Linked DNA regions of Mus musculus: all the other regions are linked to region 3. A link is a loop called in an ENCODE intact Hi-C map of the cell type or tissue named here. Cell type or tissue: heart. All regions are shown on one strand. Each heading gives the region's core, and the rest is flanking DNA. Links, peaks and the distances in the headings are about the cores only. Region 1 has its middle 19 kb from the start of Mir7682. Region 2 overlaps Rnf2 (ring finger protein 2). Region 3 overlaps Niban1 (niban apoptosis regulator 1). Region 4 overlaps Niban1 (niban apoptosis regulator 1). Region 5 has its middle 7.6 kb from the start of Niban1.

What was found. Peaks named below come from ENCODE experiments on the same cell type or tissue, not always from the same donor. Only the 100,000 strongest peaks of a DNase experiment are listed, where the experiment ranks them.
Region 1: it touches region 3 in a loop (4-fold over the local background); 8 of 42 quality-filtered maps call a loop at or near these places.
Region 2: it touches region 3 in a loop (2.9-fold over the local background); 31 of 42 quality-filtered maps call a loop at or near these places.
Region 4: a loop joins it to region 3, with 2.4 times the contacts of the local background. A loop is called at or near these places in 4 of 42 quality-filtered maps.
Region 5: it touches region 3 in a loop (8-fold over the local background); 38 of 42 quality-filtered maps call a loop at or near these places.

The regions. Positions count from the first base shown.
Region 1 is chr1:151,458,286-151,464,293 of GRCm38, forward strand. No RefSeq gene overlaps it. Among named protein-coding and RNA genes, the nearest start is that of Mir7682, 19 kb to the left of the region's middle. In heart, for the core only: a CTCF peak has its summit at 3,170 (motif pointing right); no DNase peak of the experiment used is centred there.
Region 2 is chr1:151,489,625-151,495,632 of GRCm38, forward strand. All of the region lies in intron 1 of Rnf2 (ring finger protein 2), which reads right to left. Among named protein-coding and RNA genes, the nearest start is that of Rnf2, 8.4 kb to the right of the region's middle. In heart, for the core only: a CTCF peak has its summit at 2,997 (motif pointing right); no DNase peak of the experiment used is centred there.
Region 3 is chr1:151,702,971-151,708,978 of GRCm38, forward strand. It overlaps Niban1 (niban apoptosis regulator 1), which reads left to right. Exons shown (of 14, transcript NM_022018.3): 10 at 732-893; 11 at 3,017-3,127. Among named protein-coding and RNA genes, the nearest start is that of Gm41969, 31 kb to the right of the region's middle. In heart, for the core only: no CTCF peak of the experiment used is centred there; a DNase peak (open chromatin) is centred at 3,321; H3K27ac peaks cover 568 bases.
Region 4 is chr1:151,630,011-151,636,018 of GRCm38, forward strand. The region is part of intron 1 of Niban1 (niban apoptosis regulator 1); the gene reads left to right. Among named protein-coding and RNA genes, the nearest start is that of Niban1, 62 kb to the left of the region's middle. In heart, for the core only: a CTCF peak has its summit at 2,774 (motif pointing left); DNase peaks (open chromatin) are centred at 1,251 and 2,141.
Region 5 is chr1:151,560,812-151,566,819 of GRCm38, forward strand. No RefSeq gene overlaps it. Among named protein-coding and RNA genes, the nearest start is that of Niban1, 7.6 kb to the right of the region's middle. In heart, for the core only: no CTCF peak of the experiment used is centred there; a DNase peak (open chromatin) is centred at 3,760.

The sequences.
Region 1 (6,008 bases), core at 680-5,679, 240 kb before region 3:
GCAGGCGAGTACCACGGTCCAGCTCCGCCGTTACTCTCATACCTCTACTGGTTTGTGGTGGTTTCTCCTGCATATAACATAAAATAAAGCTGGATCCTTTTATATACTAAAATGACCTGTATAAAGTAGTAAGAATGTTGTTCTTCAAGATGATTTGCTTAAAATACGATTCTAAAATATTTTCCTGCTTCTGAGAAATGCAGCACTTGCCCGCTACAGAACTATATTTTTCACAAGTTTGTCTTCTTATTGACTAATCCTCAAGAGTAAGATTTTTATCAAAATAACTGATGTCATTCTTATAGTAATGTGCACAAATATGAGATCCCAGAGATTTTACTATAAATTAAACAGCTTTGGTGATTCTTAGCGGCTTCAGTTACTACAGACACCAAAGTACATTAGGTTACTTGTGGCCCCACTCAGAAGTAGTGAGTAGCCATCTCAGGAGACAGAGCTGGAGACGGCTCAGCAGTTACAAGCACTGGCTATTCTTGCAGAGGGCCCACATTCTCTTCCCAGACCACAGCCATCCATAGCTCTAGTTCCAGAGGCTCTGATGCCCTCCTCTGACCTCAGAGGGCACTGGGCATACATGTGCACATGTATACATTCAGGCTTAATGCTCATGAAATCAAATCAAATCCGTTTTCAAAAAGGGAAGGTGGGTTGGCTGTTTAGGTTTTGGTTTTTGAGGTCATACATACGTTTTTGTGTAAGTAGCATAGGATAACATAACTATAAGGATTAGTAGGAAAAAATCTTGTTTCCATTATAAATACATTGCATTTAAAGAATTTAAATGAAAAGACTTGGTATAAAATGTAGAACACGTTTAAGGATTAAATCCATCTTTATCTGTAAGTGTTCCTCAGGGAAAGCTTGGGGAGAGGAGAACACAAGAGAAAATGCAAGGAGAAAACTGGGTAGTGGGGAGGAATGAGAGGACTTCAGCATTAACCTGGCAGAGGTAAAGAAAAACAGGCTCGTGCAACACACTCCCCAAAGGGTTTTCCACCTCCAGGTAATCCAGTGTGTTCTGGTCAAGTTCAGGGCTGGGTGAGATGCAGGTTAGCTTCTCCCGTGGGCTTAGCCAGTTTCTGTTACAAATATGCACAAAGCGATGTACTTTTTTAAATACTTGTTTTTAGGCGGGGTGGTGGCTAGAGCCTCTAGTTCCAGCACTTGGGAGGCAGAGACCAGTGGATCCTATGAGTTCAAGGTCAGCCTGATCTACAAAGTGAGTTCCAGGACAGCCAGGGCTACACAGAGAAACCCTGACTTGAAAACATAACAAGACACCACCAACAACACTTGTTCGTGTAATCTTTTTAAAATTTTATGGAGCAACCAGCAAACAAGCACTCACCTGTCATGTTCAATACTTGTTAAACTGAATATTTCCATATCAAACTTTGCTAAATATTCATTAACCTGATTACACTGATCAGTGCTGTGTTGAATGTTATGCAAAAAGCTAAATTTGGTGGTGGGGTGTATTTTTACTTTAGTTTTTTGGTTTGTTTTCTGTTTTTGAGACAGGGTCTGACTATAGCTCTGACTGACCTGGAATTCACTATGTAGACTAGGCTGGCCTCATGATATATCATGGGTTATAAGGTAGGGTTTATGAATTTGTCACAGAGTAACTAAACCTTTTAGTGAGGTATTAAAAGGGTCACCAGCCAAGGCAGCAAGCATAAGTAAGGGGCTCCTTGAGTTTGTGCTCATTCATTCACCAAGTTTGAAAATTCCCAATGCTGCTCTCAGGTCCAGCTCTTCCCCCATCCAGCTGTCCCCGTGAGACCCTACATCCCACAAGACAACAGTTTAGCCAATTTTCTTTTTTCTTTCCTTTTTTTTTGTTTTTTTTGTTTTTGTTTTTGTAGAGGTGGGGGGTTTCAAGACAGGGTTTCTCTGTGTAACCCTGGCTGTCCTGGAACTCACTCTGTAGACCAGGGTGGCCTCGAACTCAGAAATTCGCCTGCCTCTGCCTCCCAAGTGCTGGGATCAAAGGCGTGGGCCACCACTGCACAGCTGCCAATTTTCAAGTTTAGCTATGTGTTTCCAAACTTGGCCTTAAAACTACAAGATGATTTAAAAATGTGCATCTCACTAGTTTTAGAGCATGTTTTGAGAATCTGAGTATCTATCATTAGGAAATAAGGTTTCCAGGCTGGAGAGATGGTTCAGCTAACTGCTGACTGCTCTTCCAGAGTCCTGAGTTCAATTTCCAGCCACCACATGGTAGCTCACAGTCTGTAATGGGATCCCTCACTCTCTTCTGGTCTCTGCAGACAGCCACAGTGTACTCATATACATAAAATAAATACATCTGTTTGTCTGTTTGTTTCTCTGTATAGCCCTGGCTTTCCTGGAACTCACTCTGTAGACCAGCCTGGCCTGGAACTCAGAAATCCGCCTGCCTCTGCCTCCCAAGTGCTGGGATTAAAGGTGTGTACCACCACTGCCTGGCTAAAAACTACCTGCTGGGAGGAGCCAGAGCTGGGGAACCGGGGGCAAGGGGCAGGGGGACTTTCCTAAAGACACAAATGCCATTGACTAAGGATCAATTTTCATGACCTAAAGAATCTCCTCACCCCCAAAACAGTGAAGTTGTCTTTCAAGGAGAATGGAGAGGTCAATGTCTGGGCAAGTCCTCTTTCATCTTTTTTTCTTTCTCTCTTTTAAGACAGGGTTTCTCTATAGCCCTGACTGTCCTGGAACTCCCTCAGGCTGGCCTCAGACTCAGACTCAGGCCTCTGCCTCTTGAGTGCTGGGACTAAAGGTGTGTGCCACCACCTCCCGGCTTCTTTTAACTGCACTTTTGTCAATCTCTCTCCCCCTGCCTGCATCCCCTGGTAGTTACCATTCTCTTCCAAGCTTCTGAATGTAATTGGCTTAGGTGTTACAAATACATGAGATTATGCCATGGCTTTCTATGGCTTGTCTATTTATTCACTTAACCGTGGTACCATCCAGATTCATCCGTGTTGTCCACAAAATAACTTCTGGTATCGCAACATAAGCGTATACACTTGTCTACATGCGTTCACCAGTGCTACATCAATAGGACTGCTGTCATTTCTAACAGCGTCCTTATTTCAATACTTTATTGAATGAGACATAGCCTCCACAGAGATGGGCATCTGAGCGCTTGCTTCCCAGTTGGTGGCGCTGTTTAGGGAGGTTTAGACGATGTCATTAGGAGTGGCGATTATACAGCCTTGCCTGCCTGCAGGTCCCTCTCTGGTTCTTTTTTTTTTTTTTTGAAGTTTACATGTCATTTATTTCTTAGTTTTCTTAGGAAAATATTTACTTCAGTTTCCAAAATTTTATATATATATATACACACACACTTTACATAAGTAAATTTATACCCCTTTCAGGAATCTGCAGTTGATATGTTTGAGGATTTTTCTTTTTTTTTTTTTTCCTTTTCCATTTTTTATTAGGTATTTAGCTCATTTACATTTCCAATGTTATACCAAAAGTCCCCCATACCCCCCCCCACTCCCCTACCCCCCCCCCCCCACTCTCCCTTTTTGGCCCTGGCGTTCCCCTGTACTGGGGCATATAAAGTTTGCGTGTCCAATGGGCCTCTCTTTCCAGTGATGGCCGACTAGGCCATCTTTTGATACATATGCAGCTAGAGTCAAGAGCTCTGGGGTACTGGTTAGTTCATAATGTTGTTCCACCTATAGGGTTGCAGATCCCTTTAGCTCCTTGGCTACTTTCTCTAGCTCCTCCATTGGGAGCCCTGTGATCCATTCATTAGCTGACTGTGATCATCCACTTCTGTGTTTGCTAGGCCCCGGCATAGTCTCACAAGAGACAGCTACATCTGGGTCCTTTCAATAAAATCTTGCTAGTGTATGCAATGGTGTCAGCGTTTGGATGCTGATTATGGGGTGGATCCCTGGATATGGCAGTCTCTACATGGACCATCCTTTCATCTCAGCTCCAAACTTTGTCTCTGTAACTCCTTCCAAGGGTGTTTTGTTCCCACTTCTAAGGAGGGGCATAGTGTCCACACTTCAGTCTTCATTTTTCTTGAGTTTCATGTGTTTAGGAAATTGTATCTTATATCTTGGGTATCCTAGGTTTTGGGCTAATATCCACTTATCAGTGAGTACATATTGTGTGAGTTCCTTTGTGAATGTGTTACCTCACTCAGGACCCTCTCTGGTTCTTGCTTTTGCCACTTGTCATGTCTCCCACCGTGTTGGGCTCTCACCCATCTGAAACCACCCATAAGTCTATATAAACACTTTGCATTGGTTGTGAGATTTTATCAACTCAACAGCAAAATATTTCTAGTTCTAATTCTGTTGTGGGTTTTCTTTCTTTTTTGGCTTTGATTTTGGTGGTGAATAAGTACATAAAATATGGAAGTATAGATTTTATCGTGAAACACCAGATTTTATCCTTGATGCCTATTCTAACTATAGTGAAAGTTTAGTGAGTTGGATAGACTTTGAGAGGTGGTTTTGTTTTGTTTTAATGTATTTTAATGTATTGCAGTTTTGTTTTAATGTATGAGTGCACTGCAACTCAGACACACCACAAGAGGGTGTCAGATCCCATTACAAATGCTTGTGAGTCACCATGTAGTTGCTGGGAATAGAACTCAGGACCTCTGGAAGAGCAGCCAGTGCTCTTAACCACTGAGCCATCTCTCCAGCCCATGCTGCAAACTTTTAATACAGTTACTCACATTGTGATGACCCCACCCATAAAATTTTTTGTTGCTACTTCATGATTTTGACACCATTATGAGTCATAATTAAACATCTGATATGCAGGATATCTATATGTGACCCCTGTGAAAAGGGCCATTGAACACTAGTCCCATGAGATCTTGAACCACAGGTTGAGAACCACTGCTCTAAGAGAACACTATAGCCAATCTTGCCCTTGAGTTCCCATGTCATCAACCTTTATAAGCTAAACTAATACAGAGCTGTAATCTTAATTATGTATTAATCCATGCCTTTGACCCAGAGAAATGCATGTGTCAGAACAATCATTTGCTGGAAACAGCAAATAAACTCAAAACAGTCTTCAACTTTTTTTTTTCCAATTAATTTTATTTCGTGCTTTGCCTGCCTGCATGGATGGATACCATAGGCATACCTGAGGGTCAGAAGAGTGTCGGGTCCCCTGGAACTGAGATGTGAACCATCACATGGATGCTGAAAACCAAAGTCCTGTGCAAAACCAAGTGTTCTCAACCACTGAGCCATCTCCCCTGCCCTCCTGAAAGCAGTTTTAGAAATGACTGTCTGTCATGTTGACTTGTTTTTGGGTATGAAGGTTTTGGCTATGTGTATGTATATGCAACAACATACATGCCTGGTGTTCAGAGAAGTCAAAAGAGGGGCTTTGATTTCCTGAAACAAGGATCACAGATGGTCATAAGCCTTCATGTGGATGCTGGGAATCTAACCCAGGTCCTCTACAAGAGCAACCAGTGCTCTTAATCACTAAGCCATCTCTTCCACCCCATTATACATGTTGAAACAACATGAACATAACTTGATAATGTTGTTGGTAGTTCTGTTACCTCAGTTAGTTGGGATTAGTTAGAATCTGACTTAACCCCCTGTTAAAACTGTTAAAACATTTCTGTAAAGTATTCTATACATTCCTCATGTGATGCTTTCTTTGCTGTTCAATGAAAAAGAGCAAAAACTTTTTTAAATTTTTTTTTTTGTTAGTTTTTGTTTTTGTTTTTCGAGACAGGGTTTCTCTGTATAGCCTTGGCTGTCCTGGAACTCACTTTGTAGACCAGGCTGGCCTCGAACTCAGAAAATCACCTGCCTCTGCCTCCCAAGTGCTGGGATTACAGACGTGTGCCACCACCGCCCAGCTAAAAAACTTTTTTAAAAAGATGTTTTTATTACATATACAGCAGTCTCCTTGCATATATGACTAAAAGCCAGAAGAGGGCACCAAATCTCATTAAAGATGGTTGTGAGCCACCATGCGGTTGTGGGATTTGAACT
Region 2 (6,008 bases), core at 448-5,447, 210 kb before region 3:
CACATGGTGGCTCACAACCACCCATAATGAGATCTGAAGACAGCTACAGTGTACTTACATATAATAAATAAAATCTTTTAAAATAAATAAATGTCACTTCAAATCTACCCTCCCATCTCTAAATCTTTCCCTTACCTCTTGCATTATATATGCCACATGTAAATGAGCAAACAATTTCTCCCTTTATTAAATCAATGCTTGCTTACAGGAGAGAGAGGTTAGATTTTAGAAATGTACTCAAACCAGGGGAAAATAAGAGATTTAGAGTAGGCAACCCAAACTGCCATCTTTACCCTGCCTCCAGGCAGAACCTGTCACCTCACACGCACCACTTTCAGCACTGCCATCTAAAGCTGCGTCTGTAAACAGGGCGCCCGCCAACCTCTGTGAGCTATCAGAGACACAGGGAAGGCGCTCTTCCTTTTCAGTTGAAAAGCTTATTGCACAAGACATCTGAACACTCAGCTAAATTACTGTGTCAGCTAGTACTTTTTAAGGAGTATCATTCATTTTTAATTGAATATTTCTTTTGTGTATTACAGATCACAGAGAAGAAACTATTCCGACTGACCTTCCAAAGCTTTACTGCCCAGCATTAACTTTGTGAACACCAGAAGACCCTTTAATGTTTTTCAGACTCTCCACAATTAAGTTAGTTGTTAAAAGGAAAACAAATATTTTAAAGACATAACATACACAGTACTACTCTGCACACAGTATATTACTATACTCCAGCCAACTGTCTCCCATCTCCTCTAATGCTAAGCCTATACACAGATACTTTATTGACGGCTCCATCTTTCTCTATGGTTTCAGGATATAGCTATCAAAGTCCTGCAGTGGTGGTCAGTCCTAGTGATCTCAGCGGCAATCTGATTTTATTATTACACATAAATACACTGTAGCTGACTTCAGATGCACCAGAAGAGGGCATCAGATCTCATTATGCGTGGATTTGAACTCAGAACCTTCAGAAGAGCAGTCAGTGCTCTTACCCATTGAGCCATCTCACCAGCCCGAGTCTGATTTTCTTCCCGTCCCTTTGCCTAACAGTCTTAACTTAGCAGATCCATAGTAAAAACATTACTAGAGGCTTTCACTGTGACAGGAGATGACAGCCTCCAACAGTCTACTTACCGTCTAATGGACAGACAACCCCAATATATGCTTTCACACAACTTGATAATCATTATGAGGGCACAAAGACATAGTCAAATAAAAGAGTCAGACAATGCTCCCTGGAGGAAAGGACTGACTCCTCCCTGGAGAAGGGTAACTAAGTAATTTCTGAGGAGAGAAGGCCAGGCCAAGAGCAAGCATGAGCAGCACTCAGTGTAGTCACTAAGTCACGAGCTCAGCCTGACTGTGCACTGCTGCCACCCCAGTGCTTGGGAGGCCACACTTACCTCAGAGACAGAAAAAAAGAAAGAAAAGCGGGGCAGGAGAGTAGCAGGTAGTCAAGCTACAAATGTATACTAGAGCCCTGTAAGGGAGGCTACATGTGTGAAAGATCTGTGTAGCACAGTAATGTGGTCAAACTGGCAAAAAAACAGCAATGAAAACACCCGGCAAAGAGAGAGGACAGTTTAAGGAAGGTAAGAATCCTAATTAAAAACACCCATGCACTAACATTCAAGGGACAAGATGTGGCTGCATTAGAGATATTAGAAGTAACAACCAAGTAGGTAGAACAGAACTAAAATGAGAGGGGGTATTACATACCATTATAGGAAATGAGTTAGAAAAACAGTAAAGAGCCCCCAAACTTGTGACTGCATAGATGCTGATGCTAAGGAGTAAAACAGGAAATGGTATTTTTACCATTTCTATTCTAAACACATTAGTGGATGTTCTAAGGCAAGTAAACAAAAACAAACACAAACCAAGAAGAAAAGAAACAAGACACCCAAAGCAGACATTCTTCTGTTCAGATGCTGTCATCTGATATGAGAAAAACTGAAAATTCCACAGAACGGGAAAAAAACTAAGCCAGTAAAATCAGTTGATTAGAAATTTAAGTCGGGCAGTGTTGGCACACGCCTTTAATCCCAGCACTTGGGAGGCAGAGGCAGGCGGATTTCTGAGTTCTGAGGCGACACTAACAAAACTCTGTACATTCAAAACAACGTTTTAAAAAAGTAAAGCCACCTGTGGCAACACACACCTACTGTAATCACAACACTCCAGAGGCAGTTAGACTGTAAAGCTCAAGACCAGCTTAATAGTAGCTCTAGGTTAGCCAGAGTTAAGCAGCAAAGCCCCATTTCAAAAGTCAGGCATGGCCTGTGCCTTTAATCCCAGCACTCAAGAGGCAGAGAGGCCTGTGAGTTCAAAGCCAACCTAGTCTTACATATCAAGTTCCAAACCAGCCACAGGGGCATAGTGAGACCCTGTCTCAAAAACTTAAAAGAAAGTCAATGAATGAAAAGGCAACATGTATTTATATACTAAAAAAGTTAAGATTTTTAAGAAAATAATACAACTCAAACTAAGTCAATGCAATCTTTCTGCTCTGGCAAAGGACCTAGTTCCCAGAACCCAGACCAGGCAGATCACAAGCACGTGTACCACCAGGTCCAAGGGATCTGACACCACTGGCTTCAGAGGGCACATGCAGTCAGGCTCACAACATACACATGAGTAAATACAGTAACAAATCTAAAAACAGTGACAGTAATCACAAAGCCCACCTCGAAGTGATTTGGTAAGGGATTAATTAATATCTAGAATACATTCAAGAACTCAGACTAGAACAAAATGAATAGCTCTATTTTTTAAAAGGCAAAGAACTTATGCATAGACATTTCTCCAAAGATTAAAAAATAAGCACAGACAAAAATGAGGGGTTCACTATCACTAATCATTAGACAAAAGCTAATAAAAACTATGGCTTTCCCTTCCCCCAACTCCTTCCTCAAAGGAGTGAAGACCTCTCTAGTTTTCTGCCTCTATTTATTACTCAGCTTTGTAAAACACTGCTGCCACAAGGTGGAGACAATCTGATAACAGGAATATTGGTCACTGAAAACGGAGCAAGGATAAGCTTTCCATGCTAATAGTAAGCCCAGCTTCTAAGTTCTAGGGTGAACTAAGGCTAATCACTTTAGCTGAAGATCCAGTTTCCTTATTATAGATTTATATTAAATAGCCTTAAAAGCATTCTTTAATGCTCTAAGGAACAGAATTTGCCTCAGTCTCCTTAGCTAAGATATCTACCTTTGACAACTTCTTTCAACTTGAATACCCTAACCACTACCTGCCATCTTTTCTTTCTAAAGCAAGCGAAAAGGCAGCAAATAACACATTAATCTATGCACAGAAGACAGACATAGTAGCTCACACCCTGTAAAACAAGTGCAAGGAGGTAGGACCAGGAGGATCAGGAGTTCAAGAGCAGCCTTAGCCACATGTGGTGTTCAGGGTCAACCTGGGTATCCATACAGCATTAAGTCATAACCAAGGCTTTCTTGCATTTTGACCTTAAAGAAAATAATTATTCTATATTTTTCCATGTTCATCTACACTTACATTTAAAGCAGTGAGTTAGCTATAGGTTTTCCTGAATTGGTATCCTTAGTGCTGCAGACCTTATAGGGTTCTTGGTTTTTTTTGTTCCTGTGCAATTTGGAGGGGGTTTGCCTAACTTGACCAGAACCATCCAATTCTGTTTAATTCACTTCGTATGTCTATCCTTTTGACAAGTCACACTCTTTACCCTGATACTCTACCTCTAGCTCTCATCTGCCAGTTAGACCTCGTTAGCTCTTCAAAATCAAAACAAGCTATCGATCCAGCCCAGCGTACCTCATGTCATAGCGAGAAAAGCTGGCTTCCCAAAGCTGTGATTTCTTGGGGAGAGGAATGTGCATTAAGGGGCCCTGGATATAGCTCAGTCGGTAGACTTCTTGCCGTGCACACCCAAAGCTTTAATCCCCAGAACTGCGTAAACTTGGGAGTAACCATAGGTAGGCGATACCCAGATCCACCAAGTAAAAATATAACAAGGAAGAAAAATATACTGTCCTGTTTCTGGAGATGGTATAGATTGTTGAAGAATTGTATTTGTGTCAAGAGATTAACCTAAGCCAGGCATAGTGGTGCACACTACTGGGGGATGGCTTTGTGTATTAAGATGCTGACCACTGTGCCCAGAGGTCTGGCTGCAGTTAGAATGTTGGCATTGCCAAGCATCTCCTGTCCCAAAGTTGTGTAAAGATTGTTTCCCACAACCTAGAGGATGGGCAGGAGAGGAGGTGAACTTCCCACCCCAATGAGGTTTCTGGTGAGGACCAGAGTGAGAGAGATTCACACTGAGGATTGGCCATGAGTAGGTCACCAGGCAAGATAAGGATAGATGAGGCAGGAGCAGCCAAGACAAGACTAAGATGGCAAGTAATGGGGCTAGTGGCTGGGTAACAGGCAGCCTAATCAGATTAGACTGTGGTTAGAAAAGAAGTGTATCTGCCCAGCTATAGTGCTGAAGCTTATAATCAATATAAAGTCTCCATATCTTCATGTGGGAGCAACAACAGTAGAACAGCCCCTGAATTTACTTCTAAAGCACACCTTTAGTCCCAGCACTTGGGAGGCAGAAGTACATAGACCTCTGAGTTCAAGACCAGCCCAGTCTACTGGGAGTTCCAGGACAGCCAGGGCTTCACAGAAAAGCCAATAACAACAATAGAGTAACCTAGAAGATATTTCAATTTTAAAAACTAAGAGGAAAAAACCCTTTTGGAAAGCAGCTAGTAGTTAAAATTTACTGATAAAAAAGTCATATTCTTTAAGACCATAATATCAGTCTAGGGAATAATGCCCTTAGGAGTTTGAGTCAAGAGAATTTAATGTTTTGAAGCTAGCATGGGCTACAGGCAATTGGTATAGGTAATATTTACAACACTTACTGCTTTCTACAAAATCCTAGAGTCTCTTGAAGTAAACACTATTCTTGCCTTCATTTAATAAATTTAGCTTAATAAATAATGGAATATTTAATAAGGAACCTGGAACAATGTAAAAGGCTCATCTTACCAGAAAAAATAGAAATTTTATAAAGATAAAATGATGTAGAAATAACGCTTTTAAAGCAAGAAGCTCCAATAGTGTGTATGTGTGTGTATTTATTTGTATATATTTGTGATGCCTACTAAAGCAAAGCTCTGTATAATACACTATGCATGTGTTGGTGTGTGTTGGTGGTACTGCTGCAGGGGACAGAACAAACTTGGCAAACGACTTGCATCCTTGGCTTCTTTCCTCCTTCTTCGGGTTTTTTGGCTCAGGATCTTACTAGGTAGGTCAGGCCTTAGGTCTTAGTATCGTTACAAATCTTCCATTGGGTCAACTGGGCGGGCATACAGACACATGAATACAATCATACTCAGATCGGCCAAGATCTGCTTGTAATTGGAGGAAGACCTAGAAACCAAGTCTCTCCCCCCACAGTCTTTTTCTAAGTGCTGGCTGGCGACTGAGCCTAGGGCACCATCTCATTCATGCAAAGGGGGAGAGCATCACACCCAGAGCTGTATAATCCTAACCCTGCAAACCAAGTCTCGACCTCCACCTCTGAAATTCCTATTACACACACTACCCTTTCTGCGATCTATAGGAAGCCTTCTAGACAACATTTGGCTGAGTTCCAAGACAGCCCTCATTCGCTGAATTAAATTCTGCATAGAAAATAGTGTAAATAATGAGAATTCAATGCAATTACTGGCATGGAGACATATATCCTTTTAAAAAGTAAATAATTGAGTTCTAAATCAATATGTTCTCTGGTGGAGAAAACAGGCAGAGAGTCAAAGCAAAGCACTCTATAGAATCTATACATTTCACAATGGCTAGCTGGGTAACAGTTATCAATACAATAAGGGAAGAAAGGAGAGCTGGTAAAATGTCAAAAACAAATGAGGAATTTGTTTTCCAGAAATAACATCAATTAAGAAGAAGGTAAGAAGCCGGGCGTGGTGGCGCAGGCCTTTAATCCCAGCACTTGGGAGGCAGAG
Region 3 (6,008 bases), core at 493-5,492:
ATTCACATGCTGTACTCTTAACACACAGAGATACTCAGTATTAAAAAGAAACCTTTGAAAAAGGAAGTGATACTATGTACAATTGTAGGATGAAAGCAACTGCAACAATGTTTCCTTTCTCCCTGTTTAGTCTTTAGTTCCTCTTCAGCAGACCTCTCCATTGCTTACTTCTTAAAGTGAATACTTTCCCCTTTTCAAGCACAATGGGATGGGCCCTTGGAAAATTCATGCCAGATACATGTCAGACAGATTCATGTCAGATACAGATATGTCCTGTGTCACTCACACCTACCTGCCTTGTGCACAGCTTCTCTTGAGAGCTTTCATTATCAGCAATTTTTTTCCTGTCTTTACCCATTCTCCTGTCTAAGCTTACAGTGTGCGAAACCATTTGCAACTAAGCTTAGAATATGAAACAAGTTTCTACCCCTTGGAGAACCTTTTGCAGGCTCACGGACTGAGCAGCAGTTCTCACAGCCTGTCTAGCTGGTCCTTGACCTCAGGAAGCAGGGACTTACAGGCTACTGAGGACTTAAGGAGCTGGGAGCCCCGGCTTGAGCTGCCCCAGAGAACCACAGAAAGAAGACATTGAAGATGCCTCGGATAAAGTGGTCCAAGCAGTAATTAATACTCATAGCGTACACTTGATTGTTTCACAACACTAGTATGTCATATGGAGAAAAGATCCCTAAGTCTAAGGCAGTTTGCTTTTCTTCTCTACCAAAATGCAGGGCCTACAGCAGCTAATGAAGCTTCCTCTGGATTCTGTGAAGATGGAGCCTTGCTATACTAAAGTCACCCTGCTTCCAGAGCGCCTGCTGGACCTCCAGAGCCGCTTCAGGTTCCCTCACGTTGACCTGGTGGTCCAGAGGACTCAGAACTACATGCAAGAGGTGGGAGCAGAGTCCAGGGAGGGTGAGGCTGAGGAAGAGGCTGAGGCAAGAAAGGAGGGAAGAGAGAGGGCGAGAAGGATAAATGCATGCTGGTGGGTGTGTCCATGGTGCTCTTCAGCTCAGGAAAGTGAGGCGGGAGTCAGGTTGACAGAGGACACACACTGTTCTTCAAGCTGGCTTTATCTCGCCTTAGAAAATAAGAGTCTGGGAAGATAAGGTAGCATTAACTAGTAATTATCTGATGGTTGAGTCAGGGCTGCAAACTTTGGCTACAGATGAGAAACACATGGGGAAAATTTAAAAACTACTAATGTGCTACCCCACTCCAGGTGAGTGAGTGTGTGTGTGTGTGTGTGTGTGTGTGTGTGTGTGTGTGTGTGTGTGATATCTGAAATTCTCAGCATACTCTAGCCCTATTCCGGTGTTTCTAATCTGCAACCAGGATCTAGAGACAATGGTTGAATTCTCCACCTTGTTATAAGAGAACCCATGACAGTTTCATATTGGATTTTTATTTTTTTAAATTTATTCTATTATGTGTACATCTGTGCACACCTGCTTGTCTGTGTATGTACCATGCACATGCAGGTTCCTGAGGAGGCCAGAAGAGGGTGTCAGACACCTATGACTGGAGCTATCGGTGGTTGTGAGCTTCCCTGTGGTGCTGGGAAGAGAACTGGAGTCTTCCGGAAGAGCAGAGTGTTAACTGCTGAACCATGTCTCTAGCTCTGATATTCAAATTTCTTGAGTCTACCCCATAGATTCTCTCCCCCCTCATGATGAGGTCCTCCTCCTTCAGAGACAAAACTAAGTAAGTACTATGGACTCCTTCATATTATAGTGTTCCCTAAATGAAAGAAACATCTAATTCCACATGTTTAGCTTGCTGCAACTAAACCCTACACGGAATCCCACTTCAGGGAGCCAGGGTTATGACGAATTCTACCTAAGACCAAGTCTTAGGTAAATGTAGTGGTGTTGAAAGTGCCTGGATAAAATATTTTACCTAAAAATTACAGGCAGGATTAGTTTTGTGTGTTATCATCTAATCTCAGTTAGTGATGATTGGAGTTGCTGGATGTGGTGGTGCCCATCTGTAATTCCAGGATCGGGGAGGTAGAGGCAGGAGGATCTGATCAGGAGTTTAAGGTCTTTGTCTTCATTACAAGTTCAAGGCTATCCTAGGCTGAATGAAACCTCTCTAAAAAGTATAAAGGATAAATGGCAGAATTAGGTAACAATATAACAATATAACCGGCTATAGACTAAGACATCTGAGCTGCATCAGTTTCCTGAGCAATAAATTTCTGTCCCCAGTGTGATAGCCACTACTGCCATGGAGTCCTGACCCTGCCTCTTCTCTCCAGCTCTATCAGTGCCCTTTCTTATTGCTATGACAGAGTATCGGACAGGAGCCACTTAAGGGAGAAAGGCTTCCTTTTGGCTTATGGGTTGAGAGGGAACAGCCCAACAAGGCAAGAGGTCATGGTGGAGGTCATAGAAGTAGTAGCATGTGGCTGGGGCCGCTCCTAATGCTGATGCCAGGAAGCAGAGAGGGCTCAAGCTAGACGTGGAATGAAGCTAGGTATATTCCTTAAGCCTTCCACCTCCTCCAGCAAGGAACCGCAGCCTAAAGATTCAATAACCTCCTGGAACAGTGCAGCCCAATAAAGACCAGTGTTCAAAAACAGGAATAAGCCTACAGGGGTCATTTCACATTCAATCTGGAACACTAGCCTGGCAGAGGAAGGAGGGGGCTGTCATTCTAGGTGTGGAGTTGTTATCTGAGTCTGCATTGCCAGGGAATGGAGGAGAATGTCCACTGGAGACTGTGGCTCTGAGTCCCTCTGTATTGGGAATGAACGGATGCCATTATGCAGGCAGGCAGACAGACAGACAGACAGATGTATATGTATAGAGAGGGATGTTTCCCACCCTCCCCCTATTTCACAGTGGCTACTAGGTATCTTGTTTTACACTCCAGGGAGTAGGGGGAGTGTTGGGTCACTCCACAGTTGTTCCCGGAGAGCTCTGTCCATCACCTCCTTTCGGAGCTCAGGTGGGCGGGCGGGACCCCATGTTCCCAGCCTCTGACTGTTGTCATTTTCTATCTTGATGGATAGCTCATGGAGAATGCTGTGTTCACGTTTGAGCAGTTGCTCTCCCCATATCTCCAAGGAGAGGCTTCCAGAATACCAGTGGCCATCGAGAAGGTTAAGCTCCGTGTCTTAAAGGTAAGAGTTTGGTCTTCATCTGTCTGGGAGCATCTGACAAGATTGTGACCCCTGTTCCTTTACTCAGTGGGAAAAACCCTGACCTCCCTTGTATCCCATTAGACCCGTTTTTTTCCCAAGCAGATAACCATTGTTAACACAGCAGTTTCCCCAGCATGACTCTCATGCCTCTTCTGCCATCTAGTGGCTTTTTCTGGAACTACATGTCCTCAGCATGCGCTCCCAGTTAGAACTGACCCGTGAGTGTTGACTGACTGCTTCAAGCACTGTCACTGGTATTGCATAAAATATGCAATATAACCACAGGCCAGCTGCATCTGAGCTCTCCAAGTACAGTAAAATCCACTAAATTAACCAACATTTTAAAATAAAAAACAAATCTTAGAGCCAGAGGAACTATCCCAAGGGAAAACATGAGATAGGTTTTAATGAGCTCTATGTATAAGTGCTTAATAAAAAGCTGTTGCGATAACAGGAGCTCGCACACATTTGGTACTTACTTAAAGCCTGTTTAAAATTCATGCTCCTAAGATTTGTTGTTCCTCAGTTTTCATTCCAAGGGTTTATCTGTTTCGTTTCTGTTATGTATATGCATTAGTGTGTGTCTGTGGGACTGTATGCCACCTGTGTGTGGGTTCCCATGGAGACCAGAGGAGGATGTCAGGTCCTTTGGAGCCAAAGGTACAGGCTAGCTGGAGTCATCCATCATAGGTGCTGGGGACAGAATTCAGGTCCTCTGAAAGAGCAGAGCCATCTCCTCAGGCCTCTTTAAAGTCTTTTAAGGAAAAGACCCCAAAGCTACCATTCCCTTTGACTTTCACTGAGCTTAGATGATGGTTAGACTCCGCTCCACAGCAGATGAGGAAGCCAAATTTCTAGAAGCAGGCCTCCCTCCCTCAAAGTCAGGAGTACATGAGCTCCGAGCTGATATTTACACATGGCCCACTAACTTCTGCTTCCTCCTGCTTCCCCCAAGCAATGCTTTAGAACAGAACTTTAAAGTCCCACTAGGTCTGAGGGATGTCTCAGAGTTTCAGACCTCATCCTGATGCCACAGAGCAGGAGAAAACTCTGGCAACCAAACTGTCGAGAAGAGAAGCGATGTTGCTCCTAGCAACACAAATAAAAACACACTCACAATTGACATGAGGGGAAAGGGCGAACCTCAGTCATCACTTGAGCAGACAGGAGAGGAAGGGAGTAGAAAGGTGTACCAATCTTCGGTTTGGGGTTCAAAGGAACTTAGAATACCTCAAGTTCAACTTCCTAGCCAGCGTTAAAAACGTTCCTGCCCAGTGAACAGGGCCCGCCAGAGTTCTGAGTGAGGAACTTCCAGTGCTGTTTGGGGTTGCAGGGATACACAACCTTGGGTGTCTCACATCCACTTTAGATTTGGGGTTTCCTGGAACCCTTGCAAACATCCTAAATGTTGAGTGATCTGTAGAACAGACCTGTGTGACAGGGGTCTAGCCATCGACAGTTTCACGTTCCTGAACTCAAACATCCTGAAACTATTGGCTATATTTGACTTTAGCCTCCCTTTTATTTAGAGAAATGCCATTGTAATTGCAAAAAAAGTCCAAGTCAAGTATTTGTAGAAGAGCAATCCGTTTGGAAGAAGACAAAAATCCTGACCACTAGTCCACTGGGTATCTTTAAAAGCTGTAGTTACATGATTGAATAGAAGGTGGTAACTTACAGAAATCTATAGGTACCACGTACTACAGACGTACATCATATGGACTAATAAGAGGAGAGATCTTCTTCCAGATTTGGCTTCTCAGTGGTTTTAGATTTTTGTGTGACTTCCCACATGGCCATAGATTTTCTGATGATTAGCAAACATTTATTTTTTTGTCTTTATTATTATCTCCTTTTCAAATGAGATTTTTTACTGTAGTTAAACTATTTGCTACTCCAATAAATAGATAATAGACAGACGGATGGATGGACAGACAGACAGACAAAATAAAAAGTGTGGCAGTGTCTCAAATACTCAGACACCTCCACAATCACAACAAATACCACCTCCAAAGACAGCCAGTTGAACTTTTCACAAGTGTGTGTGCAAGCCCATACCTTCTGATGTTAGAGTCAGGCTCTTAAAACTGGTAATTGTTCTCCCACGCCTTCCTTCATAGCCTTCTCCACCTGGTTGCCTTTGGTAGCTTGAGTAGAGATGTCATTTTGCTCCTATTTATGATCTGCAGTGTGAGTGCTCTCCTTTCCTCTTTTGGCTTGACCATTGTGTTTACACGCCTACAGTAGTTCTCCATTGCACCCATGCAGAAGGCCCTGGCGTTCACATGCAAACCAGTAAGGAAATGGGCAGCTCCAAGAGCGTGCTCTTATTGCCTCTTAAGTTCAAAATTGTTCTTTTGTGTGCCTGTCCTGGAAAATACTACACTGAACCAGCGGGGGCTGAGTGAACTCTCTTAAAAGTGTCAGGAGGTAGATGTTTTAGTCTTCATTTTCTGTTGCAACCACCCAATGTGGCTACTATGTACCTCCAGTTTGGGATGTTCAGGGTGGAACAGAGAAACCCTCTCTTGTTCAAGAGACTTCTTTGGTTAACCGTTCCCCGCTGTATTGATGGAGCTTTGAGCCATGACCTCTCTCCCTCTGTAGATATCATTACAAGGCTCGAACAGTGCTTGCAGGACAGCAGATAATTGATATCTGTGGCTCCCCTGTGTCTACCCAGCCAGGAATAATGAAGCACAAACTCACTCTCTAGTTTGAGGCCCATCTTTTTGAACAAGATCTCACTTCTTCGTTTTCATCTTGCCTGTTTGTAAAAGAGGTGCATGGACTAGGTGATGGTGTCACAGTCTATACTCAGTTTGTGTAGACGCTCCAGAAATAGATCTCTGAGACCTGA
Region 4 (6,008 bases), core at 552-5,551, 73 kb before region 3:
TGCAAGTGAATCAAAGAGAAGGGAAGTTGGTTTATACACCTCTCACCTTTTAACTCGTGCTGGAGGTTTCACAGGGAGCCTGCGGGATCTGCAGAGTCAAGGCTGCCTATGAATCATCCTGCCATTTCCTAGTGGAGTCTGTTAAAAGCCTGTCACCCGAGCTCCAGTAATAAATGTGTTCTCATTCTCTCCCAACCACCCCCCCCCCACACCTCTCCCTCCCTCCCTGCCCCCTCCTTCCCTCCCTCCCTCCTTTCCTCCCTCCCTCCCTCCCTCCCTCCCTCCCTCCCTCCCTCCCTCCCTCCCTCCCTGTCTTTAGTTCAATTATGGAGAATCCAATTTACCCTCATTCTCTAAGGCATTTACTTGAAGAAAGAGAGTCCTTGGGCATCATTGTATGTAATTAGATTTTTGCACCTCTGTATTGTGAATTGGGATTTCCAATTTTCCACCCTAAGGTGGGAAGTGGTGGTGCTTAGCAACCCAAGATCATAGCTGATGCTATAATTCACAAGGACTTATAAATCTCTACAACCTCAGACGCCCAGGAGAAATACACATCGGCATATATTACACCTTAAAATTATTGAAAATTTTGGAGGCATTTTTCTTGTTTACCAATATTAATCTTCACCTGCAACCTCAGCCGGTTTTAAGAAACTGTACCAAAAGCCAGCTCAGTTTCTTTTCGTGTGGAATTCATCTCAGTGCCAGCGAAATAGCCATGTTTTTTTTTTTTTTTTTTGATAATTACCTTTCATAATGGAAATTCAATGTCTTAAAAACAATTTTTGTTTGTTTGTTTTGCATAGAAAAAGCCACAGATCAAGGGCTAATTAAATAACACTGGATAAAAGCTATAATATAATTTTCAAAGTTTAGGAAAGAGCACAATGTTTGAATTGTTTTGTATCTCGTGACACAAAGCAGTGTTTTAACGTCTCCTATTGTTTTCTTATGAACTAGTCTCCTAAAAGGTGTTGAAATCGAGGAACCTTCCCCTTTTGAAAGATTTTAGACTTTAGAGCCGTGGTTCTCAGCCTTCCCAGCGCTGTGACCCTTTAATACAGTTAATTCTGCTGTGGTGACCCCCAGCCATAAAGTAATTTTCATTGCTACTTCTTAACTGTAATTTTGCTACTTTCATGAACAGAAATGTGAATATCTGATATTTCTGATGGTCTTAGATGACCCCTGTGAAAGAGCCATTCAGCCTCCCAAAGGGGTTGAGACCCACAGATCGGGAACAGCTGTGCTAGAGCATTTATAGTCGCTGAAGTAACCCTGGGAATCATAGGGAGTGAAGCAGTATGATAGAGGAGAAACCAAATAACTGATAAATAGATTTGAGTGAACCACTGCAGCTGTGGATAGTGTCATTCAAAGAACCTTCTAGAATGAAAAAAAAACCTACAAATTCAGATTCTCCAGACTTTATATACATTCCAGCCAGACTGTCACTTTTCTCACCTTTATAAACTGATCAAATCAAACAAACCAGGATGTGATGTTAGTAATTTCAGACATTTTCATGGGACAAACTTATTTAAAAGCTTAAGAGGAATTAGCCTGTAAGATTCTGATTTCTGTAAACAAATACGCATTGGGCTTCATGGTGCATACCTGCATAAGAAGTAGTGAGGCCCCAAACCTTCCTTCCTGGGGTGACGCCATGGGTTTCATTATTATTATGCATTGTGATGTTCTTGGGTCTTGAATATTTACTCAGCTGTTTTCCCAATCACTTGCCAAATATTTGCTGAGTATGCAAATACAGTATACCCTCGGAGGAGAGATAAGCCGTATTTAAACAGTTGTAGCAAAAGTGGAGCACAGTTTGGGAGAATGTGAATGGTGGTGAGATTGTTTCCAGCCGGCCCGATCTGAGAAACGATTCTTTTGGGCGGGCTTTGGCCTTTGGCCTTGAAGAGTGTGAAAATGGCCAACAGAATACTTACAGGAGACAGGAATAGATTAGGTCTGGATATGCGCCAGCTATATTGAGCGGTGTGATATATGACGGGTAGGGTAGGGTTCCTTCAGTGGCAGGCTGAAGAGTTACAGGCAGGGAGATCTACTGAGGAAGAAAAAGTGGCATAGTCTGATGGCTCCACGTCCCTGGAACTTGGCAAGCCAGGACCCAGAGACATGTGACTTCTGTCACTAATGAGGTCTGCCCCTTACAGCATTCAGAAGAGTGTCCCTATAGTCTCAGTGCCAGGGCTCTGCTCTGCAGGGCAGACACTCATTTTAGCATCTGGTCGTTTGCAACTTGTGACAGCTTCATCTTGGATAGGTCCCAGTGGACATACTTTTTTTTTTTTTTTTTTTTTTTTTTTTTGCCTCTCCTAAGCTGTCCCCTTATCCTAGACTCTGCCCGGCCCTTCTTAGAATCCATTGCTACTCCATGAAAGAAATGTTGGCTTTGTTTCTACAGTCTTTAGGGATCTGTGTCTCAGTCCTAGCATTTCCCTCTTCTGCCCTGTACATTTTTGTTCATGTTTTAGAGCAGAGACTAAGTGATTTTGCCTTGCTGTGCTGCCTACACAGAGAAAACTTAGAGATTCTTACAATGTTGAGAGTTAATCAAGTCTCAGTAGAGGATTCAGTGGTTGAGGTGGGTAAAGGGGGATGGATTTAAGAAATGGTGTAAAGGGACTGGAGGGATGGCACAGCAGTTAAGAACACTCCCTGCTGTTTGGCAGAAGGACCCGAGTTCAGTTTCCAGCACCCATACCATTTAACTGTCTGAACAGTCGCTCTAGGGCATCCGATGCCCTCTACTGGTCTCAGTGGGTACCTGCACACATGTGGCATATACTCACACAAACATAAATAAAAAAATAAAAATAAAACTTGAAATAGTGTAGAGATAAAAGTAACAGTTTAGTTTAGATTTGCTTGAATCTAGGAGAGAGGGGGTTTTAGAAGGGCCTGCAACTACCTTTTCTGTAGAAAGCTAAGCTTAGTGTCTCGAGCTGTGGAAGAGGCCTTTTGATTTTCATGAGGATTGCCAAGGGAGTAAATTGTTGCATTATAGTGCCCAGTACAGGCTGGAGCCACCAAGTACGAGTCACAGAATTGTACCTGTGGTGTCAGTGCTATGTTCCTAATGGAGAAGAAGCCCTTCCCCCGATGCCAGCCGTTCTGTGAGCCATTGGCCTCCTTGTGCTGAAGTTCTGGCAATGTGGCTTTCAGAACACACCAATATAGGGGCTCCTCATCATCTGTATCTTACAGGTATGAGGACTGAGTTCAGTGGAGCACAGAGGCTAACTGTGCCTTTGCCTTCACTTGGTCAATGATAAGGTTTTATGTAGTTGAGGGTTTTCAGTTTAGTTTGGCTTTTTGAGACAGGGGTTCACTATTTAGCCCATACTGGCATTGAATTGCCAAGCACTGGAATTACAGGCTCGAGCCACTCTGTCTGGCATTATGTAGTTGATTTTTAACTCAGGGATACACAGAGGACAACCTAAGCTAAACACATCTATGGAAATGCAGGTGATATTTGTTTCAGGCCCTCCGTGCATGGGACAGTTAGTTGCTTTCTCTTCTGCAAATCAAGATGTGTCCAACTCAAGAGTACAGTAAACGGGCTGCTTTCTTATTTTTTATTTTCTTAGTTCATTAGTTCAAACTGAGGGGTGTCTTCTGGTACTTGGCTAGGGGGCTTCCAGTATCCCCAACCTTCTAGCCACTTTGTTACTCTGTGCCAGCCATGGCACCAAGAACTTTTAATGAGGTATTTCGTGTGATTGTTATAATAATTCTGTGAAGCTACTCCACATAGCCAGCAAATGGCAGAAATACTTCTGCCATCTTTGCCTGAGTCCAGAGTCCACCTTCCTACCACAGTGGTATTGTTGACCCAACCCCAGGTTTTGCCTTTATCCTCAAAGTCTTCAAAGTGGGTGTTCCCTTATGTAGGTCCAGACAGGTTCAATCTAATGTCTAGATGCATTTTAGATCGACTTTGTTTTTTTTCCTTCATCTTTTGATGCTATTAGCTGTTTTACTTTACATTTGAACCAGTCATTAAGTAAATACAAGAAATCTGCAATTTTCTTTGTAAGAGTGACTTGGTGCTGTGTTGAGGGTGTCACACGCAGATATTCAGATCCCAGAAACACTTTTCACATACAGTGGGAGGCTAGTGTAAAGGCACCTTGGTAGAAGCAGGGCATACCAGTAGGAGACTTGGGCAGGTAGTAGAAAATTGGCTTTAATAGCCCCACAGAATTCATCATAATAGGATGGCCACCTTCTTTCCTTTCATTGTAGTGCTTGTAAGAGAGCAAACATTAGCATCCACAATTAGCATGGTACTCCTCACACAGACCAAACAGTGCTTACCTGGAACTAAAGGGCAAATTTTGCTCATCATTTATACTCTCATTGTGGGAATTCTCAAAGATTTCCCACTCCTGTGTAAGAAAATTATAGACAAGGATATAGGATTACTATTTATGCGTTGTAATAAAAGCTAATAAAATAATAACCAATTAGATGCTTATAAAGCCTGAGTATATTAAAGTATTATGCAAATCCTGATTAATTGTAATACCATAAACTCAGGGAGCAAGCAAAAGCATGCTTGACTCAAATTATAGGGGCTTTTATTTGCATTTCTACAGAATCTATTATTAGTGGGTCTCAAAGGACCTTACAAGTAATAATTACTAAAGCCCATAAATATAACCCATAAATGTCATTTTATTAAGGGAATACAAAAGAGCTCCCCTTCCTCATACACATTATAAGACTGAAAAATGCCCAAGCAGAAGTAGGCGTGTCTGCCTTGTAGAGGGTCTCAGTATGCATGGGTGTTTGGCTGTGACTTCATAGGCACACACAGTCGGCTGTGGGAGTCGAGGTCCTCCTACTGAGCGTCTCCAAATACCTGGCTCAGATCCTTCATTTCCTTCTGGATTTTTACACGCATACTAGCTCCGTGTAACTCTTTCCAATAAGGTATATTTTAACATTCCTGTGTCAACTAAAACACCTGATTTGAAAAACAAAAGTTAAGCTAAGCCTCCCATGAAATATTTAGAAATATTTTTAAAATGCTATCCCTGCTTTATTTGCCTCAAGTTCCTATCCTACCTATTGCAAGCTGGAAGTGTTTGTCAGAAAGGATGGCGAAGCTGACATTTATCTCTATCCTCGGAAACAAGTATCGAAGTGCCAAGAGCCTTTCCAGTCTGGCTCGGAACTCTCCCATCGCCCGTACTAAGCAGGGCTTGGAAAGGCAACTGAATCTTTCCCCTTCCTCTGACACCAGGTTCTACGTGACTGAGAGCAAAATTTATCCCTGGTGTCAAGACACCAAAACGTCACTGCTGGTCAGTGTAGGGATGTAGTTGTGCCTTTATGATCATGCTTCCATGTCACCTAGGCTCAGAGAATATAGACCCACGTCTACCTACCCTACTTCACAGCAGGGGACAGCAGGCCTTGGAGCAGAGGCCAAGTTTATATGGGTGGTTTCTGCCTCACAGTTAGGGTGGGGTCCACCGTCCAGGTCTCTAGACTTTCAAGTCAGTCCCTCTATCTTACGTCGACCATATGACACTTTATATCACAAAAATCTCCTAAACTAGGAGCATAGGAGCACAAGTCTCTCCCTCTCCCTTGCCCCCCAACTGTGTGTACATGTATGTGTGTACATGTAGGTGTGTGTTCACATACAGTATGTGTTTATGTATGTGGAGGCCAAGTGAGTTTCTCAGTCACTCTCCACTGTTTTTGAGACAGGATCTCTCACTGAACCTGAATCTCACTACTTTAGCTGAACTCCTAGGCTGCAAGTTCCAGAATCCTCCTGTCTTCATCCCCCCGGGGCCAGGATTTTTACATGGATGCTGGGGCGGGGGGGTCTCAAGTCAGGTCTTTGTACTTGCCTAACCAATACTTTACCAACTGAGCCATCTTCCCATCGTAGTATTGTATTTTAATCTAGGGCTGTGGAAGCAAAAAGACTAGAGGCTCAGCTTCCAGGTTCT
Region 5 (6,008 bases), core at 694-5,693, 140 kb before region 3:
CTGAGCTGGCTCAACAGTTGCAGTTTCCCGTCTCTTCCTCCCAAAGCTGTTTTCCCTTCTGTGAGTCTCCTGCTGTTTGTTCTCCACCAACCACATCTCCCCCCCCCCCCTGCCCCCAGCAGATCCCTTCATTCCTGGTCCGTTCTCTAGCCCGTAGTAGTCAGAGTGAGTTTTCTAAACTGACAAAGAGGTGGTCAGAGCTGTAACTCAATAGTAATAAATACATTTGCTTAGCACCTCCGAGGCCTTGGCTTTGCTCTCCATCACAGCAACAGCAATAAAATACAATGGAAATCAGATTATATGGTGTATTGGTCTAAGCTTTTCATGGCCACTATGCCTCAAGTTCTCCATGTCAGGATCCAAGTCAGAAGTCTGTGTCTCAAGATCAGGACCACAGGAAGACACTGTATTTCTGGATTGTCGTTCATTCCAGATGTAGTCAAGTCGACAACCAGGAATTACCATCACGTATAGTTCCTCTCCTCAAAATCGTTTTAATTAACTAATTTATTTTTAGATAGTCTTATATATCCCGGCGTGGCCAGGAGCTTTTAATAGCCGAGGATCACCTTGAACTTCCTGTCTTCCTGCCTCCCTTCCACTTTCCGAGTGCTGGCCTTATAGGCGTGCACTACCATGTGCGTTTATATGGTGCTGGGGACTGAGTCCAGGGTCGGATACATGCCAAGCCAGCACTCTGCTGGCAGAGCCACTCCAACTCTGCCTCATGGTCTCTCAGTACATCCTGTAATAAACGCCAGCTCCTTTTCCAGCTCACAGAGCATAACAGGTTACGGTCTTATCTTTTCTCCTCTTCAGTGCAGCGGAAGCACTTTGGCTGTTTTTCTTTTTATTAAACAAGTCAAACTTGTCCCTGTCTCAGTCTGCACTTATCATCATCAACAACAACATCATCACCATCATTATCACCATCATCTTTTTCCTTTTTGTGTGTGTATGTGTGTAATGTGAGTGCATGCTCAAATGTATATTTTGCATATATGTAGATGGAGGTATGTACAGGTGTGTGCATGCATGCAGAGGTTGATTTCCTTGTGTGTGTTGATTTCCTTGTGTTGATTTCCTTGTGTGTGTGTGTACACGTGTGCACACTAAATATCCTTTAGCTTATTTGTTAGCTCTAGCTCTGTTTTGTACAATTACTTCACGTCTTCTTCATCTTAATTTCTTCAATATTAGGATAACACAGTTTTGGAAAGAAGTGACCTGATATTCCTTCCAGCTTAGAATCTGGAGCAACTGAAGAAAAATAAAGTGTTGTACCAGTCTACTATGATGTAAAATATTCACTCACCATATTTTATACTCTGTATATTCAATATATTTATCACATATATTCTCTATATATTTATATATTCTATATAGTGATATGTTCTATATCACTATATTCTATACTCAGTCACTATAGCCTAGTGTAAAACATGCACTCACTTCACAAACCTTTGCTGAGTGACAAACACAAGCCTGGTGTGGTTAATAATCATTAGGATAAGGGTGCATGTGTTTCGACAGAGCACACAAGCCAGCAGAAACACAAGCAGGGGCAGCAGCGAGGGCACACAGACACCTGGGAGATGGCTGCTGTTTTGTTTTTTAACAGTGCTTTTACTAGTACTTATGGAACTTCGCTTATTTTTTCCACATAGGCACCCTCTGAATTGAAGTTATTATAGCTATTGTAGTAGTAATTTCCAATAATTCCAGGAGTAAGTTCTATAACTTATATTGCTCTACCTTCAGTAATGCCAGGAAAAGCACAGCCATGCAGGCCTCAGAGTAGAAACTCTGCCAATCTAAGTTAGTTCAAACTCAAAAATTACAATTATTTTTTTTTCGAGACAGGTTTTCTCTATGTAGCCCTAGCTGTCCTGGAACTCACTCTGTAGACCAGGCTGGCCTTGAACTCAGAAATCCGCCTGCCTCTGCCTCCGGAGTGCTGGGATTAAAGGCATGTGCCACCACTGCTCAGCCAATTTCTAAATCTAATTTAAAAAGGAGTTAGAAGGCCGGGCGTGGTTTTCTCTCTACACAGAGAAACCCTGTCTCAAAAAAACCAAAATAAATAAATAAATAAATAAATTGAAAAAAAAGGAGTTAGAGAGTTAGTTGGGTGTGTGTATGTGTGTGCTTGTGCACAGGTCATGATTTGTAGAACGACTTTCACTCTCTTGCCCAAATTTGAGCCTGCTACCTTTAACTCCAAGCTGGTATTGGTGTATAATGTGGTTGATAATCAATCAAATGTCTTGGATGAAGGAAAATCACTTTCCAAGTAGACTATAAAAAATGACAAATCACTAAGAAGGATAAATGGCCATACACCGTGAGAACTGATCCTTGTGACTGCCAGTCAGGCATAGAAAACGATGACCACTTGTATCTGCTTTAACTAACCATATATAAGGACATAATATCTTTGTAGAATGATTTTATCTCGCAAATAAACATTACTTAAGTCCCACATTTATCAAAATGCTGGGGGATGGGAGGGAGGACAGAAATCCACTTCCAACTTGCTTAGTCCAAGTAAAGAAACAAAAACAAAAGTAACAAAAAACTCGGGCAGATTTATTATTTTGTAGAACTGGATAAGCTGGACTGAAACTAATGAGATGTCACCAGGACATTCTTTTCTTTCAACCAGGGGCTCTCCCTCTGGTTGACAAGTACCCACTTGGCACCTCAAGATTCATCTCCTACCCATTTAGCAACCTCCGGGGTGGGGGCTGGGGGTGGGGTGGGGAATGCCAGTCTTTCTTAACGTCAATAATCTCAGGCAAGACTGTGATTGGTCTGGATTAGGAATAAATTACCATAATTATCATATGTAAATACTCGGGGTTCCTCACTCATTCCTCCCCTTCAAATGCTATTCTGGCAGTGAGCTGATTTTAACTAAAATTTAAGTGCAAAGCAATCTGATTAAACAGAATCCTGTTTGATACGATAGCGTTATGTGTAGCCAAGGGAAATAAGTGGTATACTATCAAAACAGGGGAAAGAATTTAACGAAGTGTGGACGAAGACGGTTTTGATCAAGTATACTTAGTCGTGCCAGCCAGGCTGGGTATTTTCTTTTTATGCAGACATTATAAATATCTGGACATTTCTTCTCCACTCCACACACCATTTGTGAGTGCAATTATTCACAAGTCTACTGGGAGAACTGCTGGGTGGATGTGGTCTGCAATGATAAAACTCACTCTGTATTTAAAATCACCATATGGAGAAATTTTATACAGCGCCAGTGCTGCGCGATCCCTCTTCACCTCGGTGTACCAGCTGCTCTGATTTTGAGTGTCCTCCAGGTTCCCTAACCAGTGCTTCTTCCCAGGTCTCCACAATCAGACTCTAAGTCAGACAACTGGCAAGCCACTTCCCAGCAACGACTGACACCTGACTAGAAGAATTAATGGATAGGCGATTTGTACTATAAAGAGCACAGAAATCTGTTCTTTATAAAAATGAATTAGAATTAATATTAAAGTGAATGTCACACACAGTGAGTACAAGTTTGCACTATTAAATAATAGATTGGAACTCCGGGAGACATCCTTCTAGGAGAGTAATTAATTTGTGATCTGAGAAAAGGAAACGTTTGTAAGAAATCCGTGATTTGGTGCCAAATGACTGTTAAACAGCTTTAGCTTGTTGCAGGCTTGGTGAAACCCACAGGACTGAAGCTTTCCTCTCTCGCCTGGCGGTCCCGCCCAGGCACGGAGCACCTTTGGCATCCCGGCAGGTGGCGCTCTCCCCATTCCCCCGGTCCACTCCAAGATGGGTTAGTGCTTGGCCTTCTGCAGAATCTGGCTACCTTGGTAACTATATGGCTATTGCTTTCTCAGAGGGATCTGTGCTATTCTGGTCTTTGTCTGGCTTGAGAACGTATTAGGCAACTTTAAATGTCTCTGATTCTAGAGACATTTGCTACGATTCACATTTGAAAAGCACATTGAACAAATAGTTCTTAACTGAAAAAAGAATGTCCTCTCTCTCTCTCTCTCTCTCTCTTTCTTTCTGTTGTTCTTCCTCTTCCTCCTCTTCTCTTCTTCCCCTCCTCCTCCGCCCCGTCCTCCTTCTTTTTCTGAGACAAGATCTCACTCTGTAACCCTAGCTGGCTTGGACCTCACTTTGTAGACCAGGTTGGCTTTGAACTCACAGAGATCCACCTGCCTCTGCCTCCTGAGTGAAGGATTAAAAGTGTATGCCACCACTCACCCATAAAAACAAAAACAAAGGAAAAAGGAAAATCCAAATTGATATCTTTCTAAAAATCAGACTTCACGTGTGCTGGGAGCTCCAGCTGAGTCCCATCTGTAGATGCATCCACGAGAGGTTGGTCCCCTTCTGCCTGTACCCCCTGGAAAATATTTTGGCAAGCTTAGCTTTCTACATTGTATTGTGAAAACAGCTGTTATGTAAACTCTTATATATATTATGTATATACATAAAAATTTGAATATAAGATTAAAATATAGGGCTGAGTGAGATGGATTAATGGGTAAAGACATTTATGCAAGCCTGGAGACCTGAGATCAGCCCTCGGGGTCCACATGAAGATGGAGGGAGAGAAGATATTACACTAAGTTGTCTCCTGACCTCCAAGTAAGTGCTGTGATCCTAGTGCGTGCACACACACACACACATGCACACACACATGCACTCTAGTGTGCATGCATATACATGTACACACAATGATAATAAACAATTAAAAAAAAACAGATATACTTTTTTTCCCCTAATAATTCTACTAATACTCCCTCTAGTCTTAGATGGTGGCCACACAAGTATTGTAATAAACACATGAAGAGAAAGAACCAAAACTGAGTTTTAGAAAAAGCAGCCAGAATACCTTTTCATGAATGTTATCATACTAACTTCAATCAGAGAATATATGCTAACGTGATATGTAAAATGCATTATATATGATTTTTAATTTTCAAATACTGTCAGCTTAAAGGTCTAAAATATGAGCCTTTAGAAAACGGGAGTAATGTTGGGCATAGTGCGTACTTTTTTAAAATTGAAAACAATTTTTTATGCAATATGTTTTGATCGTTTTCCCCTCCCTTATCTCCTCCCAGCTCCTCCCCACCCCATGTTCTTCCAACTCTACAACTTGTTTCTCTCTTTAGAAACAAACAAGCAAGTCAAACAAAGAAAACAACAACAATATCAAAACAAAGAAAAGCATGAGAAGCACATATACACACACATACACACAAACACACACACACAAACACACACACACAAACACAGACACACACACACAAACACACACACACAAACACACACACACAGACACACACACAAACACACACACAGACACACACACACAGACACACAGACACACACAAACACACACACACACACTCAGACATAAAACCCATAAAAACACAAAATCAGAACCACAGTTGTCTGGCTCACCTGCCTACAGTGAGCCCAATGTTCAAAGGTGAAAACTCAACAAAACAGCACAGGGAAATATGTTTTGGTAAGCAAGAAGAATGTGCTTCTTGGTTGGAAGTATATGTTACAGCAAGAGGAGCAGCAGCAGCCTCTGCTACTTCCAAATTCCAAAGAAGGCACGGCACATGGGTGGCTAGAAAAGTCACGTCTTCCTCCAGAGTTTCAAATTTGGACAACAGAATATCATCCATGTTCAAATTGACAAAAGTTGAAATATCAGACTAATGCCTGATAGAATAACAATAAATACCATGAAAATCTGTAATGTGATCGCGGGAGAAGGGGAACAGGCATGCATGCATGCATACATTGCTGCCGACTGAATTAAACTCCATTTATATACAGTGAAGCATCACTCATTTGGAGCTAGACATTGGTTTCAGTAGAAATATTCCGGGTAAAATTATGACACATCCCAGAATATATTAAAACACCATTTCACTTGGATAAATAACTATTGTAAATTTATATGTAATTATAAATCCTAGCTGTACATGCTTATATGTATGGATTAT